2 separate regions of the Mus musculus genome follow, and region 1 is linked to region 2. A link is a loop called in an ENCODE intact Hi-C map of the cell type or tissue named here. Cell type or tissue: gastrocnemius. All regions are shown on one strand. Each heading gives the region's core, and the rest is flanking DNA. Links, peaks and the distances in the headings are about the cores only.

Region 1 (5,375 bases), core at 73-5,072, 58 kb before region 2:
GACAAAACGCTCACACATGCAAAATAAACCTATTAACCAGGTGTGGCAGCACAAGTCTTTTTAGTCCTTCCACTCAGGAGGCAGAGGTAGGTGGATCTGTGAGTTCGATGCCAGCCTAGTCTACAATGCAAGTCCAGGACAGCTAGGGAAGGCTTAGAAAAACCCTATCTTGAAAACACACAAATAAGTAGATAAATAGATAAATAAATAAATCTTTAAACACATACATACATACATACATACACACACACACACACACACACACACACATACACACATGCAAATCTGTAACAAAATCCTAGGATTTTTCCTAAATTGACCAGGCTTCCCACTTGCTGCGGTGACCAGCTGGCCTGAAACTCTTAATCCCTCAGTCTTCCTAGTGCTGGGACCACAACCCCAAAGCAGCCTTCCAACAGCACCCAAGACAGAAAGCTCAGGTACAGTGCAGGACAGTAAAGAAACAGCTGACTTTAAGGAATCAATCTGGAGAAAAGGCCTTAATTAATTCACTTGCTAATTAGTCTTTCTCTTCCTTCTTTTGTCAAGCCTTACTTTCAAGACAATACCTTAGGCACTCTAGGGTCTGTATCCTTAGGGATGAGAATGAAGAAAGTAGGTGAAGTTAAGGGCAGCATGAGTCTATAACATATTACAACTGTCCTTACCAAAACAAAACCAAAAAAAAAAAAAAAAAAAAAAACCACACACAAAATTATGTCAGACCCATAGGAAAACTCTATATTGTAGACAGCGCTCAGCTTGAAGAGGCTCACTTCAAACTTACCCTATTTGCTTTGCTTGCCTTTTGGAAGCATCCCAGTCTTTTTCTCTAAGCTATCTGCTCTCCTCCCTCCCCTTCAGCAATCCCTTTATCTCCCTTCCCCCACAATAACTACATACCCTCTCTTTTTCCCCATTCCACAGCTTCTACTGATCTTTCCTCATTGCCTGCTATCCTTCCATTGCTTTCTCCTCTGGAAATAATTATTATCCCCTCGCCTTTTCTAAGATGCACGCAGAGTAAAAGCAACTCGCCTAATCACCCCAAGTAAGAATGGATTCCTCCTGAATTGTAAAGCAGGCAGGAGGGTGAGTTGTCCTAACCCTCCCAACTTCCTTCCCCCTTCTAGGACAGCTGCTCTTCCTCAGAGAATTCTCCAAGTGTGTTAAGTCCAGACCATCTAGAAAAGGCTCGGATGGCCTTCTGTCGCATGCATGCTTTTACCAGGACCAGTTATGTATTTCTGTTCCGGGCATAAACAAAACTCGGGCAATTTCCTGGAAAAAGACACTGTATAAACAGGCCTCCTTCCCTTTCATTCCCGCTGGGCTGGCTTAGCCTATGCAGTAGTGAGAAGGCTGACCTGGAGAGGGCCAAACGGTCCCCGAGTCAAGTTTCCAAAGCTCTACTCCACTACCTCAATAAAACCCTCTCGGAGCACATCCCCCTCCCCGCCCCCGGCAGGAGTCCTGCTCGCTCCAGCTCCCAAAATCGGCTCCCCAGGGCACTAAGCTCCCGAGGCAGCTCCTGTTTCTCCTTCCTACCTGTCCTGGTCAGCTTAGCATAGGTTAGCTACCCTGGTGGGTGTGCCAGGGCGCAGGCCCCAACCCCCTTCTTCCTACCACTCCAGACTCAGGGGCTGGGGACTCTGCCTCCTCCTCCCAGCCCCCTCGGCTGACGGCCCGCGCCAGCTCCAGGGTGGCCCTGGTTCTCAGCCAAGACACGACTCTAGCTGGCTTTGTGACCTTGGGCAAGTCACTTCCCCCGGTAAGCCTCAGTTTCCTCCCCGGCAGAGCCGATTCCTCACGAGGTCCTGCCCTGCCCACCCCGCAGGAAGGGGCTGCCCAGCGGGTGCGAAAACGCTTTGTGAGGCGCTCTGCCCGGCGGAGGAGCAGGGCTCCCGGGGTCTCCCGGGCTGGACAAAGCTGTGGCGGGCAAGGCTCCTCCCTCTCCGCGGGACCCCTTGCCCCGGACTGACCCTCACCCCTCCCCGCACAGCCCGCCCCGCCCCGCCCCGCCTCGCCGGCAGACCCCGTACCTGCTCCGGGCGCTCTGCCGCAGGCACCGACACCCTGCGCCCCGCTCCGAAGAGGCCCGTGGCCCGGAGGGCTAAGGCGGCCGGCGGTGATGGGCTCGGGCCGGGGCGGCGGCGGGGGCGGCGGGGGGCGCGGGCGGCGGGGGGGCCCGAGCTCGGCGGGCCCCGGCCTGGGAGACGACGACCGAGGCTGGAAGTGCGCGGCGGCGGCGGCTGAGGCGGCGGCGGCGGCGGCGACCGCGACCGCGGCGGCGGCGCTTCCGCTCATGGCGGGGCCGCGGGCAGCGGCTCGGACTGCGACTCGACTCCGGCGCGGCGGGCGCTGGCTGGGCCCGGACCGGCGGCGAAGGAGGCTGTGGCGGCGACGGAGGCGGCTCCCGGCGGGCCAGGAGGCGGAGCCGAGCCGCGGCGGCGGCGGCGGCGGAGGGGGCGGGGACGCCGGGGGGCGGGGAGACCGCGCCGCGCCGCCAATGAGCGCTGGGCTCCGGGCCGTGGCTCCCGGGCGGCGTCTAGGGGGATCCTCAGCAGCCGCGGCCCGCCCAAGCGGGGAGGCCCGGGCCAAAGCTCTCGGCATCTGCGCCCCAGCCCGGTGCTGCCCCGCCCCCGGCCCGCCTCCGGGGCGCGGCCGCGGGCCTCGGAGGCCAGGCCGACCGCTGCGCAGGCCCTGCCGCTCTGCTGCCTCGGGCGGTGTCTGCGCTGGGGAGTGTACCCCGGTCCGCCCCGGTTAGCCTCAGCCTGCCGGGCGTTCCTCTGCCTTCCCTGCGCCTGCCTGCCTGCTTGCTTCCTGCCTCTGCCCCCTGCACGTCGGTCCTCCCTCCCGGTTGTCTCCTCAAAGTTTGTGCTTTTGAGACACTTAGGAAAGAAACTCTCTCTTCGCTTCTGAGGCTGATTGGTGATAGATCAGTCTCCGCGGAGCCCTAGAGAACCGCAGAGGCGGAGACGCAAGAGTTGGAGATGAACGAGCGCCCTTCCCTGAGTCCTGGAGACCCATCTTGAATTCCCAGCAGAAGCCAGTCCGACTCAGCGGTGGTCCTCGCCCCTGTCTCCGACTTTCTCTTCCTCTTTCTCACTTTAAATACCCTTGTCGGGAAAGCCCTGACAGGAAGCCGTCCAGGCAACTGGGCCTAATCTCAGAAGAGGAAGAGGCTTCGAAGTGAGGAAACATTCGGAGCTGTACTGAAGGCTTTCCTATTATTTGGGGAAGATTTCTGAGGATTCAAAACACCATCATTCCCCCTCCCCCCGGTCTGCCCTCTTTTCTCAAATGCGATGTTGGCGGCTGAACCGATTATCTTCCCATCATTCTCTGGCTCTCGGCGTTATCCATGGAAGAGCAAAATAAACCCAACCATGTGCTGAGTAGAGTCTCTAAGTACAGGCATGTGGGTAAGGGTGCAGCTAAGCTGCTGGCTAGATTGTTTTAATAAAAATTAGCCTCAGCTTTTTCCCTGCACCATGCAAAGAAAGACTGGGAGGGCAAAGCAGACGATCTTTGGCAACAGACATTTCCAAGTCCGCAGTTGACACTAGATGATGCATTGTCTTTCATCTATCCGGTCATTAGCGGTGCTCAGAAATGAAGCTACGACGATAATAACGATATTGTCCAGGCCTTCAGAGAGCTTGCAATCTCCTTGGAGGTCAGAGAGTCTTAGAAGTTATGGATGATAATTGCATCAGAGAAGATCATTCTTGGTCACTTGAGATATTTGTAGTCAAATTTCTGAGCTACACAGAACCTATCTCAAAAAACAAAAACAAAACAAAACAAAAAAAAACCACACACACACACACACAACAACAACAAACCTTTTAAAGATCTTAAGAGCCGGACGTGGTGGCACACGCCTTTAATCCCAGCACTCAGGAGGCAGAGGCAGGCGGATTTCTGAGTTCGAGGCCAGCCTGGTCTACAAAATGAGCTCCAGGACAGCCAGGGCTATACAGAGAAACCCTGTCTCGAAAAACCAAAATAAAATAAAATAAAATAAAAAAGATCTTAAGGATGAGTAGTTCACCAAGAAGGACAGCTCGGGGAAGCTGTACTGAAACACAGTGAGATTATCTTTGACCAAAGGACCTAAATTTTCCTGCATTTCATCCCTGAGTTTCTTGTCACAGGAGAGTCAGATAATGTATTTTCAGGCCAGGGCCTCCATCCTAATAAGGCCACTGAAGAACATCTGTAAACTACTGTCCAGAGGCATCGTCCCTTTCATGAATCGCAGCCATCTTGAGCATTGTTTACCCTGTTTTTGTTGTTATTGTTGTTTTGTTTGTTTTTCAAAACAGGGTTTCCTCTGTGTAGCCCTGGCTGACCTGGAACTCAGGCTGTAGACCAGGCTGGCCTTGAACTCATCTGTCTGCCTCTGTATCCTGAGTGCTGTGACTTAAAGGCGTGAGCCACCACCACCCAGCCAGGTTAGTCTCTTTTTATCCCCACAGTCAACACCCCAGAGTCATCTCTTACAGCTCCAAGCTAGAGCAAATGTCTTAAGTGACCACCCTAAAGAGAAAGAACAGACTAGCAGTGTAGTCTAGTCAGCCCAAAGAACCCATCAAAGGATGCCTTGAGACCAGGAAGAAATGAGAGAGGGCCCAAAAGCCCTGAGTCATCGCCACACCCCCTAAGACATCATGAAAGCCTGGGCCCTCCTGCCTGCTGTGGCCCACTGGCCATTCTCCATTGGTGATTAGTGAGAGAGACTAAATCTATGGGTGTAGAAAACCCGCAGGTGTAAGAGATCAATAGGGTTGATCACTAAGGAGGTGCTGCAGAGGTCAGAAGGAAGAAAAGATTGTGAGGAGATCAAACTGGGAAGTTGATCTTTTGGTTATTTTGGGGTTTTTTGTTTGTTTGTTTATTTTTGTTTTATTTTTCAGCGCTGAGGACTGAACCCATGACCTTGCGTTTGCTATGCTAGCTCTCTACCACCTAGCTAAACCCCCAACCCCCAAACTGGGGAGTTGAAATGCTGGATATGTACACAGTGCAGCATTATTCATCTGTAAAGAACAACAGAAGCTCACCATGTGCAGCTAAAGAAGTGGATCTGGAAGACATCATGTTGAGACAAGTACTACATGCTCCTCTCACGTGCGAAACGTTTTACAACATAAACCCCATAGGCTGTGGAGATGACAAACCCCACACCCAAAGCACCATTCTCCGAGGACCCATGTGAAAGGACAGAATTGGCTCCAGCAAGTTGTCCTCTGACTTCCACACAGCCTTCATAGCGTGCACTCACGCCACCCCCCAACCTACCCACCCACACAAACACTTAAATGTAATAATTTTGTAATAAAAAATGTAGCCCAGCGGTGGTGGGACAG
Region 2 (5,375 bases), core at 92-5,091:
TTTGTTTGTTTGTTGTTTGGTTTTTTGGTTTTATTCGAGACAGTGTTTCTCTGTATAGCCCTGGCTGTCCTGGAACTCACTCTGTAGACCAGGCTGGCCTCGAACTCAGAAATCCACCTGCCTCTGCCTCCCAAGTGCTAGGATTAAAGGCATGAGCCACCACCTCCCCAGCCAGCCAGCGCTCTTAACCACTGAGCCATCTCTCTAGCTCTTCCCTGTTTCTTTTTCTTTTCTTTTCTTTTCTTTTTTTTTTTTTTTTTTTTTTTTTTTTTGGTTTTTCGAGACAGGGTTTCTCTGTATAGCCCTGGCTGTCCTGGAGCTCACTTTGTAGACCAGGCTGGCCTCGAACTCAGAAATCTGCCTGCCTCTGCCTCCCGAGTGCTGGGATTAAAGGCGTGTGCCACCATGCCCAGCACCTGTTTCTTTTTAAGATGGGTTTCAATATATAGCCCAGACTGGCTTTAAGTCATGATCTTTCTGCTTCTGCCACCTGAGTGTTAAGGGACAGGTATGATTTACTACATAAGCTAAATCACATTTCTAAAAAGTTGTGGGAAACTAGGTGCTGCTTTTAATCCCAGTTACTCAAGAGGCAGAGTCAGGTCAGGTTCATTCTCTAAGAGTTCAGGGCCAGTCAGGTCTACATATCAAGTTCCAGGCCAGCAGAGGCTACATAGCAAGATCATGTTGTTGTTGTTGTTGTTGTTGTTGTTGTTGTTGTAATGAGGAGGGGAATGGATACCACAGCAGGAGAACACTTAGTGGAGTCAGCTCTGTCCTTTTACCTTGACCTGCGTTCCAGGGATTGGATTCAGGAAACAGGTCTTTGTGGGGCAAACATCTTTTTGCCAGATCATCTCACAGGCTCTAATCATAGCTTTGGAAGGACTTTTGTTCACGATTTCGTTCCTGGACTTAGGGGTCTAGGCTGGTTCCATTTTGACTAGAACTCAGACACTGGGTTTTGAAGAAACCCACAAATGACAGTGAGTATATATATATATATATATATATATATATATATATATATATATATATATGTATAATCCTGGCATCCCGTGGGCGAGACAGAGTCGCAGTAGTCCAGGCTGGCTTTAAATTCTGTCTTTGTGAGGAGGACATTAAATCCTGATCTTTCTGTCTCCAAAGACTTTTAAAGTTTAACTGGGGATTATTCAAATGTTGGGGGTATAACACAATGTTAAACACATGTGTGGTGGTTTGAATATGCTTGGCCCATGGGAAGTGGCACTATTAGGAGGTGTGGCCTTGTTAGAGGAATTGTATCACTGTGGGGGTGGGCTTTGAGATCTCAGTGCTCATGGTCTGCCTAGTGTGGAAGAGACCCTCTTTCTGCCTGCCTGAAGGAGACAGTCCCCCTCCTGGCTGCCTTTGGATCAAAATATAGAACTCCTGGATGGCTCTTCCAGTAGCATGTCTGCCTGCAGGCTGCTGTGCTTTCCATCATGGCGATCGTGGACTGAACCTCTGAAGCTGTAAGGGGGCCCCAGTTAAATGTTTACCTTTACAAGAGTTGCCTTGGTCCTGGTGTCTCTTCAGAGCAATGAAATCCCAACTAAGACAATGTATGTTAATTACACATACATATATTATATGTTAATGTATATTATAGGTGTATAATATAAGTAATTATATATTATACATATTCTCTCTCTCTACATATATGTGTATATGTTCATGTATACCTTTTGTTTTCTTTCTTTCTTCCCATGGCTGAGAGCTTCACAATTGCTAGGCCAACACTGTCACTGAGTCATACCCACCACCCAATCCTGCATGCGTCACCCCTTCACCTCCTAAGCTGAGAACAGAATACAGGGCCTTGTGTTTTGCAGGCAAGCACTTCACTGCTGAGATAAATCCCCAACCCCCATGTATGTATCCTTTAAAAACATTTTCTTTCAAAGTTAAGCCCTATATGATCATGAGCCTATCCCAAATTGAAAGGTTGGAGGGATTGTGCAGGCACAGTGAAGAAAGTACTTGCTTATGTAAATGTGAGTACCTCAGTTTAAATTCCAAGAATCCATGTCAATCCAGGTGCAGTATTAAATATCTGTAATCCCAGCATTCCCACAGAGAGATGAGAGGCAGAGACCAGAGATAACTTGGATGCTCTTGAGCCTGGTAGTTTGTTATAGGCAGTGGTGAATAGCAAACTCTGTGAGGGGCTAGACTCAGTAGCTAGACACTGGCTGCTCTTTCAGGAAACCAGTTTCTATGCCTAGCACCCACATGCTATCTCAATACCATCTGTAATTCCAGTTCCAGGGGATGTGACAACCTCTCCTCGCCTACTCTGGTACCAGGCATGAACATTGTACACAGATACAGTCATATGTGCAGTCAAAGCGCACATGTGTGCATGTATACACACACACACACACACACACACACACACACACACACACGAAAGAGAGAGAGACTCTTTCTTCAAAACAAGGTGGAAAGCAAGAACCTATACTTACATTTGTCCTGTGACCTGCTCATGTGTGCTGTGCTCTGTGTGTGTGTGTGTGTGTGTGTGTGTGTATGTGTATGTGTGTGTGTGTGTGTGTGTGTGTATGTGTGAGAGTTCATATCTGGATCCAGAGCATTTGACTCAATGGCCTCACTTATGAGAGGCACGTGTTCTTTCGCCGAGCTCAGGTTTGGCCTTCTTTTTGCATGACAAGGATGCTTCATGGATGGTGCTGTGTGTGGTGTATGAGCCCATCAGGAGTTACATCATGATGGCCCTCTTTCTGTCCGTACCACTTTTAAGGTAGTATAATGGAATCGGTGGTTAGAGTATACTGCCACCAAGTGGTAACAGTTGGGTATGGGCACAAAAGGATATCCTGGGAAGGATCTGAGATCCTGGGAAGATTTTCCTACAGTGGATCATAAATTGCCACGATCCCCCAGACACGCTGAGGTGCTGGATATGGAATCTGGGCCTTGTATAAACTAGGAGAGGTATCTACCCCTGAGCTGTATCCCTAAGCTATCCAGTCTATATCACTACTTAAATGGGTAGATAGATAGATAGATAGAGAGAGTCTCACTCTGCAGCTGTGGTTGACTTAAAACTTGTGGGGCAAAACAGTCTGACTGCAAACTCGTGGCAATCCTCCTGCCTCAGCCTTCAAAAAGCTTGGATTGGATTATAGTTATGTGCTACCATACCTGGCACTACAATGTTTCTTTAACATGACATTTACAAGCATTAAAAAAAAAAGGGGGGGGGTCTTGTGTATCCTAGACTGGGTGTTAATTTACTATGAAGCGCAAAGATGACCTTGAACTTCTTTTTTTTTTCTTTTCGAGACAGGGTTTCTCTGTGTAGCCCTGGCTGTCCTGGAACTCACTTTGTAGACCAGGCTGGCCTTGAACTCAGAAATCCATCTGCCTCTGCCTCCGGAGTGCTGGGATTAAAGGTGTGCGCCACCACGCCCGGCTGACCTTGAACTTCTTATCCTCCTGTTTCCAAATCCAGAGTGCTGGGATTATAGGTAAGCCATCAGACCCAGGTTTCTGCAGTCTTTGGGATAGAAGCTGGGATTCATGCATGCTAGGCAAGAACTCTTCCAGCTTAGCTGCTCGAGAGTCTAACAAGCTACCTTTTAGAGTAAACCAATACTGTGACTCCACGGCACATTATAATAGCCAGAAGGCATTGAGCCCAAGACCCTCATACAGCATCCAGGATTACTAAAGCCAGGTATGTCAGTACATGCCTATAATCCTCTCAAGTAGGAGGTAGCTGCAAGTATGGGCCCAGTCTGGGCTAAATAGTGAGGCCAGCCAGCGCTGTATAACAGTGTGTGATAGATAGCAAGGGCCAGCCAGAGCTCCACAGCAAGATCCGGTTTTTTTTTTTTTTTTTTTTTTTTTTTTTTTTTTTTTTTAAAGATTTATTTATTTATTATATGTAAGTACACTGTAGTTGTCTTCAGACACTCCAGAAGAGGGCATCAGATCTTGTTACAGATGGTTGTGAGCCACCATGTGGTTGCTGGGATTTGAACTCTGGACCTTCGGAAGAGCAGTCGGGTGCTCTTACCCACTGAGCCATCTCACCAGCCCAAGATCCGGTTTTTTAAAAAACAAAACTGGGGCTGGAGAGATGGCTCAGTGGTTAAGAGCACTGGCTGTTCTTCCATAGGTCACAGGAGTGAGGGGTCACCTAGGGAGCATGTGTGGTGAGGGGTCACCTAGAGAGCATGTGTGGTGAGGGGTCACTTATGAAGCAACAGCACCACGGACAGGAACACCCCAACATGGAGGGTGACTTCCCTGTAGCTGCGTAGATTGTCTCCTCTCTCCAGTTTAACACCCATAATCAATGTGCTCTACCTCCAGTTCTTGTACAATAGGGGTACAGTGACATGCAGAGGGCTTAGAGGCAGACGGGGAACAGGTAGGAGCTCAGGTGAGAATCCATTAACCCTCCCCAATCTCTCCTTCGATGAAGAAATAACAGTGGTCAGAAAGCCTGATGTCTTGCAAGTAACAATTGTGATAAGGATAATGGACTATGCTCAGATGTTTGGGAGAACATATTGTGAACCATTTAATGTAGAATATATATAAAGAATTCAGGCTGGGCTTGGTGGCTCATGCCTTTAATCCCAGCACTTGGGAGGCAGAGGCAGGCAAATTTCTGAGTTCGAAGCCAGCCTGGTCTACAGAGTGAGTTCCAGGACAGCCAGGGCTACATGGAGAAACCCTGTCTTGAAAAAAACAAACAAAACAAATTTAGTACATTTTCTCTAGATTAGGACATTCACTCATATCTCATAGTTCACTAGTTCACCATCCAAAATCAGAAAATTTCACCAATCCCTGAAGTTGCTTCAAAATCAAATCCCTGAATGTTTTCTTTTTGCAATAGGATCTTGTTACATAGCCAAGCATGGCCTCTGACCTTGGCCTCCTGCATGCTGGGACTATAGACAGGTACCACCGCACTCAGCTTTGCTCTGAGCATTTATTATTTCATTCACTAATTTATCACAAGCACACATACACACACAGAGTAATGCAATAAAAATTTAACATATAAATGCCATAACATTGTAACAATGAAATATTCTTTAAAAGCGATTAACAAATATTTATGGGATGAGTTGGAGGCTGCCCAGATAACAAATATTTCTCCCTTTTGTTTTGTTTTTGTTTTCTGAGACAGGGTTTCTCTGTGTCGTCCTGGCCTTCCTGGAACTCACTCTGTAGACCTCTTGTAGCTGGCCTTGAACTCAAAGTTCCAGCTGCCTCTGCCTCCAGAATGCTCGGATTAAAGGCACATGACGTTACCACCCAGTTTGTAAATATTTGTAATTTGCTTATCAATTATTAAGTGTGTGTGTGTG

Evidence for each region. Peaks named below come from ENCODE experiments on the same cell type or tissue, not always from the same donor. Only the 100,000 strongest peaks of a DNase experiment are listed, where the experiment ranks them.
Region 1: it touches region 2 in a loop (2.8-fold over the local background); 8 of 42 quality-filtered maps call a loop at or near these places.

The regions. Positions count from the first base shown.
Region 1 is chr4:44,231,501-44,236,875 of GRCm38, forward strand. Rnf38 (ring finger protein 38) reads right to left here and starts at 2,405. Exons shown (of 12, transcript NM_001379580.1): 1 at 2,043-2,405. The coding sequence starts at 2,307. In gastrocnemius, for the core only: a CTCF peak has its summit at 1,379; DNase peaks (open chromatin) are centred at 1,471, 1,774 and 2,541; H3K4me3 peaks cover 2,915 bases; H3K27ac peaks cover 2,771 bases.
Region 2 is chr4:44,289,978-44,295,352 of GRCm38, forward strand. No RefSeq gene overlaps it. Among named protein-coding and RNA genes, the nearest start is that of Melk, 8.3 kb to the right of the region's middle. In gastrocnemius, for the core only: a CTCF peak has its summit at 2,843 (motif pointing left); a DNase peak (open chromatin) is centred at 2,828.